Linked DNA regions of Homo sapiens: region 2 is linked to region 1. Evidence: chromatin contacts called from ENCODE Hi-C data. All regions are on one chromosome and are shown on one strand. Each heading gives the region's core, a stretch centred on a gene start or an enhancer-like site at or near the end of the contact. The rest is flanking DNA. Distances are from core to core; before and after follow the strand shown. Region 1 has its middle 37 kb from the start of MS4A2. Region 2 has its middle 11 kb from the start of MS4A6A.

Region 1 (4,380 bases), core at 1,639-4,138:
CTTCATGCTTCTGGAACCATATTGTAAAAAAAAAAACATATTGTAAAAAACAAACCAAACTATCCTTGAAAAATTCCAGCCCCCAAGCTTTCAAGGAGGCTGATCTGAGTAATAAACTCCTGATCTATAGCAAGGTCTTACAGTCTTCGAGGAAGGAAGTCTCAGCAGACAAGTCTTTCAAAATGTTTTATATTTCAATTATATTATATATTTTTCTTATTGGTACCAGTGTGATAACAGCAAAAACAATGTAGACACTCCATTCAGAGGTGCTAGATTTTAAATTGTAGCTCTAATACTTATTAAAGAAATCATCTCTGGATTTTTTTATAGTTTTTAAGAATGAAACTCCCTTTGCAAAGACTATGACAGTGAGAGAAGTCTAGCATGGCTGATTTCTTCTTGCTTTTAGACTCATACATTGGCTGCCCTTGGTCATTTCTGGGTGTAGGCCAAGCTAACCATGGGAGGAATTAGGTTATAGTTTAACGTTGAAGCAAAAATGATAATAGTGCCTCTGTAAAACAAATCTCCTTGCTCAGAGACAAAACTGCCTTTGTAAAACTAATGAAAGATTAGGATTATGGGAGAGGCCTGAATTCTGCTAAAATGTAGGCAAACCTAGATAATAACCAGCCGTTGTTCTGGAGGTCACAAGATTTGCAACTTCTCCAATTTCTCCTATAGATAATATCACTATTGTAGAACCTAACATGGGTCTTTTGAGATGTTTTTCAGACTTTTGCATTCTGATGACGATGACCTACTAACTCCACCTGGACTCATGACTCATGACTCAACTGATCCTGTGGTCCCCACCCAGAGGCTGACTCTGCACACAGGAACTATTTTTCAAACCCCTATGATATCATCCCCAACCAATCAGCATTACCCATCTCCTAGCCCCTTACAAACCAAACTATCCTTGAAAAACTCTAGCCCCCAAGCTTTCAAGGAGGCTGATTTGAGTAATAAACCCCTGTCCTTCCATTTGGCTAGCTCTGTATTTATTAAAATCTTTACTGTAATACTGCTGTCTACGAATCGGCTGTAGCTGTGCAGTGGGCAATTACAAAAATAAAAGCGTTGTTAGTATCAAACCTGCTAACATATATAAGTCATTCAATGGGGTTGCCTCATATTGGGCTCTCAGAAATATTATTTTCTTTTTATGTTTATAAGTATCTATGATGTTACGATAGATATAATTTGTTTTTGTCCATCCGTGACTCCTAGTTTTCAACTAGGAAGATTCCTATAAGACTTCTCATGCCCCAAGTACTAAAGCAGTAAGAATATCTTTTGTTAAAGTATTTGATTATCCTTGGTTCCTGAAGTCACTCCTAAAAGATAAAGTTGAAAGACAGTCTTTTGTTATTTACAACAAGTGCTTTAAAATACTCCTAAGCTAGAGATATACCCAATGTAAATAAACAAGTTAACGGGTGCAGCACACCAACATGGCACATGTATACATATGTAACAAACCTGCATGTTGTGCACATGTACCCCAGAACTTAAAGTATAATAATAAAAAAAATTGTGAAAGAAAAAGAAAAAGTTGATGAATCTAGGTAAAGGCATATGAGAGTTCATTTTACAATTTTTGTAACTTTTCTAAAGGTTTAAACTTTTTTTAATAAAAAGTTTTTTAAAAAGAAAAAATAAATACATAAAATAAAATACTCCTAAGCTTATGTTAATAAGACAATTTTTAGAAAGCCCTAGAAACAACTGGTTGGAGGGCTGATTCCCAGGGGAATGATTCATTGTGCCCAGAGGGTTGGATTTTTTTGTCTCAACCCTCAACTTCCAGGAAGGGGAAGAGGGGCTGAAAATTCAGTTAATCACTAATGACCAATGGTTCAATTAGTCATGCCTATATAATAAAGCCTTCATAAAACCCAAAAGGACAGGTTTTGGAGGGTTTCCAGGTAATACATAGGCTTACAAGAAGATGAACAAGAACTCATTGATGTGCAGGAAGTTTAGCACATTCCATGAGGACAGAAGCTCCTGTGCTTGGGACCCTTCTGGACCTTGCCCTATATACCTCTTCACCTGGTTCTTTGTTTGTATTGCAAAAGAAACTAAACTTTTTATTGTGAAATGCAATCTCCCTTTTAAATTATCAGGCCCAGAGAGACATTGAAATTAGATTACAGTCATGTCCCACCCTCTCCTCCTTGAGCTAAGTAATCATTTCTAAGCCACCTGCTATAAGGACTCTAGACTCAATTAACATAATGATGCCATATGCTGGCAGCATAAGTCGAACCTTATAGCCAATCATGAATCAAGTTATCTCTGTAAACCAACACAAATTTCTGAAAAGAGAACTTTTGTAATCATCTCCCCTAATTCTACCTTTTTTCTTCAAAAACTTGAGCCTTTTCTTTGATCTCAGGAGCACTTCCCAGTGTTTGCTGGGCTTCAGTCCTCAACCTTAGTCAAAATAAACTCTCTACCTATATTAATTTTGTCTTGGTTTCTTTGTTTAGGTCAACAGTATCCTTTATTATTTCCTTTATAATACACTGATAAACATGTTTCCCTGAGATCTGTGAGGTGCTCCAGCAAATTAGTTAAGTCCAAGACTGGGGGCATGGGATCCCTGATTTATAGTGGGTCAGTCAGAAGTACAGGCAAAATAACCCAGGGCTTCTGATTGGCATTGGAAATGGGAAAAAGTCTTGTGAGACTGAGCCCTCAAACCATGGAATCTGATATTATCTCCAGTTTAGATGATGTCTCAACAGAATTGAAGGACAGCCAGCTGGTGTTCACTCCAGAAATGATTGCTTGCCTTTTTGGTGGGGAGAAATCCCCACACGTTTGGTCGCAGAAGTCTATATGTTGTGTCTCTGGTGTGAGAGCAGAGGAAAAACAGTTCGAGTTGTTCTTTCTACTTGGTACTATTTTGGAAGAAGTATGTAAAACAGCAATCTATCTTAAAAATAGTTTCCTGTGATTTCCTGCCGTGTCTGACCCTCAGACCCTGACTGAGCGACGGATGAATGGAGTATGCCAGACACAGGTTTCTTGCCTGGCTGCATGGCTAGGGGACTGGGCTGCTCAAAGACCCTGAGGAGGGTGCCATAAAGAGTCAGCAGCCGCAGCCTCGACAAGCTAGCTTTGGGGGCATTTATTCAGTACAGATTTAATCACAAAGGCCTTGAGTAATTAACACGGTTGGGCCCCCCTCCCCACCCCTGGGGAGAGCAGTCCTGCACGCAGATAATTAAAGGCCAGGTTCCAAGGCCTAAGTAAACTAACTTATCTATATCAATTCCATTGTGCTTCCTTGTTATCTACTCCGAGAGAATTCAGCTGCCTTCAGCTATATCCTTTCCCCAAGCTTTTGCAAAACCTCCTGGCCTTCCAAGAAGATTTGCTTCTTTCTATAATTTTTCCCGCCACCCTGACCGATCTCCTATAATTTCCAACTTAATTTTTCTTGAAATCTAAATTGTTGTCCCAATTAATTTGAATTAAGTTCACTGCCCAGATAATTTTCAAAATGTCACTGCCCAGTATACATACATGACAAAGCAGGTTATGGTGGTAACACAGGTTATGGGAGAAAAGAGGAAAAAGAGGAGGCCTGACTAGCAAAGTTGGTCTTGTTATGTAGATGAAACTTCACAGGTAGTAGCCCTCAGAGAAAACAGGTAGTAAATCTTTTTTTCAGACCTTTAAAGATATCAGCCTATCTATCAGTTAATCTTTTCTGGATTTGCACAAGGGCTGGCCTCAAATAAAACCTGGCTGCATTAATGTAGATTTTCTCTGCAGTTGCAGATCCCCTCCCTCAAAAGACAGCTTTTCAGGGCTACTTCTGTTTGCTGGCTCTCTGAACAGACATCTCAAAATACATCAAAGAAGTATAAATTGGGGTAAAATAGTTTTATTTTCTTCAAAGGCAGGTGAGAAAGCATTTGTAGCTGTAGCCACAAATAGTAAATAGACACTTGGTGCTAGGAAATCTGGATACACTTCCCTAGTAAATAAAATTCTGACTCTCTAGGAGGAATCTTTCATATTTTAATCTTTATTCAATTTTAAGACACTTCTTTCCCCTACCCACATTCTCAACTACTCAATATGTAGTATTTTATGGAAAAAAAGGCAATGGCAACAGTTTTTCTGTAAAATGAGAACTAACTCATTTTTTCCATTATCCTATCTGTCAACCAAACTATATTTATAACCACACATGTGGCCTTTTATTTTATTACAGGGTAATATTTTATTTCATTCTACTTATAAACATTTCTGTTCCCATGTGTTGTACTGAACGCCTGTTGACTCCAATAGGAATGGCACCATGTCCAAGAGGCTGAGGAAGAGACCTGGAGCCTGTGAACAAGACGTAGGGAT
Region 2 (4,781 bases), core at 1,702-4,201, 68 kb before region 1:
CCAAGCAGAAAATTTAAGTATTATCATTTTTATATGCTGTTATTTTTAGTCACCTTATTTAAGTTTCATGAAGTAGCTATTAAAAGACCCTAGCACATTCCAGTTATTTTATATTTAAGTTAATTTGTGATATTTTCCAATGTTTTATATAGTAATATCCAGACAGTTTTAATATATGCTCAAATGTCTTTTCTTCACACAACAAAAAATACAAGAAATATAATAAGACAAAGTTGTACACATTCCAGGGAAAATATTTAAATCTTTTAATTAATTAAAATATGTCCCTTGGTTTAAATTTTGAGTTTACTGTATGAAAAACACAGGAAAGATGTATAAAGCAACATCCTTTTGATTGCCTGGTGGATAGAAAAACAAAAAACAACTAAATTTGAGATACAGTTTGAACAAAGCTGACAATGCTTTTGCCTTCCTCTTTGAATCTCTTCAAGATCAGCAATTTATTTTTTTACTGACTCAGGTTTCTTGGGATTGCTGCTGCTCATGTGATTCCCAGGAACTTAACTACTTGTGAATAACTCTGTCAGGCTGATAATACTAGATTAAGAAAACAATTCATCTTCAATAAGTACACTCTTTCTAGCAGAAGAAGCAGTTCAGAAAGTTCCTTGTGGTTTCCCTTCTGAATCTTTTCATCGTCAATTTCAGCAAAGCGTGGTATTTTCCCCCAGTAAAAGGTCAAGATAGCTTGTTTTAATCCTTCTCAGACTCTAGGTACAGTTTCACCAGACACAGTGGGTAACTTGCTCTCATCTCTTAAATGGATGCTTTCAGCTTGGCCAGGAGGGGCTGGACATCAAGAGGAGGAAAGTCGCCGTCTGGATGGGGCTCAGGAATCACATAGTGCTGTATTAGCTAGCTGTCATCTATGTTGATTCTTTTTCCCTTATGCCAGCAGCAAAGTGCTTCAACCCTTGCTGATTACTTCCAGTAATTTATTTTTTATCTTAATTTTTTTCTACTTAGTATTCCCTCATATTTGGAAAAAGATGAAAATATTTCCACCTTACCTCCAGCTCTGAAGCCACAGACACTGTGCCCCTAACAGGGTCACCAAATTGTCTAAATAACATACATGCATATATATATATATATATATATATATATATATATATACACACACACACACACACACACACACACACACACACACACACAGGCACACATGGAATATATATATGCATTTTTAAGTTACTTGAAAATATATTTAAATACATAAATAATTTGTGTATTACACACAAATATGTTATTTGAAAATACATTTAATTATATAAATAATTGTATATTTAAATACATTTAAATATATAAATAATTGTATATATAAATATTTGTATATTACATATAAAGGTATGTTTTTAAAAACATAATATATGCAAAGGGAGAGATAAGTGAAGGAGATAGAGGAATATACTAATGGAGAAAGGAAAAGGAGATGCTGCTTACTAGCTTCTAGCTTTTGTTTTCCAGCAATCCAAAGAATAATATCTCACTAGAGATTTTATATGTGCTTCAGAAAGATGTATAGAAAGAGAAGAGTTCCTAGTGTATGGGGTACGAGAGGTATCATGGAATGGAAGGGATAACATGATAATTAAGAGAAGCACAGATGTCCTTAGGGAATAGAAGATTTTCTGGTCCTGAAGGAGAGGAGTTGGAAAGTGGGTAACGAAAACTGAGATGCAGATGGGACCTGGGAAACAGGGCTAGCTAGGAAACAAAAGCACAAATAATTGTTTTGGGTCCAAAGAGTTAAGGCCTCCTTATTCTCTAAGGAGAGATCCTTGGAACTAGAAAGGCCAGAGAGACAGACTTGCTCATGGACCTGCAGGAATAAGAGATATTTTATGGATAATGTGCACAGGGAGTTGTACGTATACTTAGAGGAACTCCAAAATTTCTCTCCAACCCCTTGTTGTCAAACATAAGCATCTGTTTTTGAGCTCTGACACAGAAACTTGGGATAACTAGATGACCTCTCAGCACAATAGGCTCTAGCAATAGGAAATTGACTTGAGTGTCATCAGCAAGACGGTGGAATAGGAAGCCTCAGGCCCTCATTTCCCCATGGAGAGACTGACTTGACAACAATGTATGAACTACAATGCCTTTGTGAGAACTCTAGAAACTAGTTAAGAGGTTGCAGCACCTTAGGTGAATGCAAAGCCAGGAAAAGATGCATCAAAATGAGGAGAAATTGTTGTCGCATTTTACTCATTCCAGCCACTCTTTCACCCTGGCACAATGCGACTTGATCTACAGAAAACATTAAAGTTCCAGTGGAACAGGAATTAAAAGAAATTAAAAACTGTGTAAGCAAAAACTCAGTTTTATGTAAAAAAAAACCCCCAATTTCCCTTAAGGAAGAGAAAGGGCTGGAGTCCTTTAAAATTAACTGCCTATTTTTCTTTCTGAGGCTAGTGAGCCTTATCTCTGTCTTTCCCAGGCATGGTGAAGCATTGTTTTTCTAGCTGTGCAGCTGCAAGATCACTAGACAGATAATCTCAAGTCATAAAACATGTTGTTTCTTGAAAAGGAAGAAATGATGTAATGCATGTCTTAATTAAATAACTGTCTTTGTTTCTCACTTCTGTAATATGCTTCCTCCTGCACAGATCTCCCCCCACCCCACAAAATGCTTAAAAGGTAACCACATTCTTTGTTCAGGGCTCATTCCTTTGGATGTTAATCTGACTGGCTTGGTGCACCTAAAAAATTAAATAATTCCTCCCCAACCTCTCTGTCTCTCTGATTACTTAATTATCCCACTGCACCAGATTCTCCTTTAAAGAGGCAAGAGGACTAGACCATGAGTCCAGCATTCTGGGTTTTGTGGGGGTTACCCAAGGTACTGGTTTCTGTCTTGCCTGACTCAGAGTGCAGAGTTGAATAGCATGTTGTGAGCCTCGGAGAACAAAGGCAGGCACACTATTTCACCACTAGGGAGATTGTAGTACTGCAGGCAGACACCAGGGGGAGAAAGAAGAAGAAGCAGGCAAAACTCTTTTACTAGGAAATTACACATACATGTCCCAAAGAAGTTTGAAGGGCCCCCAGAATCTCTAGCTATGCTAACCCGTAAAGGTCTTCCACTACATAAAGTCAGTTTGTAATGACTGGAAAAGGTTGGTGTTGTTTTCAAATGCACAAATCTCAATAAAAGATCACAAGGCATACAGAGAAGCAAGAAAACATGGCCCAACTAAAGGAATACAATAAATCTCCAAAAACTAACTTTAAAGAAATAAGTATCTATGAGTTACATGATCTTGTAAAGATATTTGTACACATATTTATTGCAGCATTATTAATAATAGCCAAGAGGTGGAAGCAACCCAAATGTACATTAATGGATGAATAAAGAAAATGTGGTATATACATACAATGAAACATTAATCAACCTTACAGAAGAAGGAAATCCTATCATATGCTACAACAAGAATGAGACTTGGAGATCTCATGCTAAGTAAAAGAAGCCATCACAAAAAAAAAAAAGAAGCCATCAGAAAAAGACAAATACTCTGTGATTCCTCTCATATGAGGTATCCAAAGTAGACACATAGCAGGACAAGCTGTAGACAGAACCCCTCAGACACCAAGTTAAAGAAGGAAGGGCTTTATTTGGCCGGGAGCTTCAGCAAGACTCACGTCTCCAAAAACCAAGTTCCCAGAGTGAGCAATTCCTGTCCCTTTTAAGGGCTTACAACTTTAAGTGGGTCCATGTGAGAGGGTCGTGATCAATTGAGCAAGCAGGGGTTATGTGACTGGGGGCTGCATGCACCAGTAATCAGAATGGAACAGGACAGGGATATTCACAGTGCTTTTCCATACAATGTCTGGGATCCATAGATAACATAACCAGTTAGCTCAGGGGTCGATCTTTAACCAGGCCCAGGGTGTGGTGCTGGGCTGTCTGCCTGTGGATTTCATTTCCGCCTTTTAGTTTTTACTTCTTCTTTCTTTGGAGGCAGAAATGGGCATAAGACAATATGAGGGGTGGTCTCCTCCTTTAGTCCCCCGCTTTGAGAATCTCACTCATTAGTGGGAGTTCTCACTTTCATTTTCACTACCCATGTCTTCTTGCAAGACAGATCAATAGTGATTCATATAGTACATTTGTGCTGAAGCATTTTGGTGAACTAAGGTAGCGATGAAGCTTTTTATCATTTGAAGAAGTACAGGTAGCAAACAAGAGAGCAGTAAGCAGGTTTCTATTACTATTATTACTCCTATTATAAGAGTTTTAAATCCTCCTAGCACTGGGAACCATTTTCCAAACATGGCCCCAGGATCATATCCATGCCACACTTGCACGGGCACATGTGCCAGTTTTGTCATATTTCTAACTATGTCTTCAACTACTTGCCCTTGGTCATCTATGTGTAGATAGCAATTAGTAAGGTTAAATGTCCTACAGACCCCTCCTTCAGCTGCCAGCAAGTAGTTGGGAGCCAATCTATTTTGATAGATAGCATTTCTCATCTGAGTTTCTTGCTGGGCCAGAATAGTCAAGGCTCTGCTGGTCTTATTAGTGATTATTTCTAAGACAGCTTGTAACCATATGCTTTGGTTGAGCATGTAAATGGGGGTCCAGTATCCCCATGAGCTGTCTTTTGCCCAAGTAGCAGGCCAATAATATTGTATGATTCTTTCAGGGGACCATTTATTATCTTTCCAATTTCTTATGGCTATGTTTCTCTTTTCATGGGAAGCATAGACAGGGAAGCCCAGGAGTTCACCTGTCTTTATGGGCAGTAGGAAGA

What was found. A loop is a pair of places that touch in the nucleus more often than their neighbours do. Pooled maps may share reads with other maps.
Region 2: a loop to region 1 is called in a map of mammary epithelial cell, with 2.2 times the contacts of the local background. The contact joins two enhancer-like sites. A Hi-C loop is called at or near these places in 4 of 168 maps with a recorded cell type or tissue (MCF 10A, Right ventricle myocardium superior, left cardiac atrium and 1 more) and 11 of 50 pooled maps.

What each region holds. Positions count from the first base shown.
Region 1 is chr11:60,123,824-60,128,203 of GRCh38, reverse strand. No RefSeq gene overlaps it. Among named protein-coding and RNA genes, the nearest start is that of MS4A2, 37 kb to the right of the region's middle. Within about 2 kb of position 2,888, at least 3 of the 41 ENCODE cell types and tissues checked have a DNase peak (open chromatin) inside an H3K27ac peak, as active enhancers do.
Region 2 is chr11:60,191,986-60,196,766 of GRCh38, reverse strand. No RefSeq gene overlaps it. Among named protein-coding and RNA genes, the nearest start is that of MS4A6A, 11 kb to the right of the region's middle. RefSeq lists an enhancer at 767-846 and a cis regulatory region at 2,797-3,084. Within about 2 kb of position 2,951, at least 7 of the 41 ENCODE cell types and tissues checked have a DNase peak (open chromatin) inside an H3K27ac peak, as active enhancers do.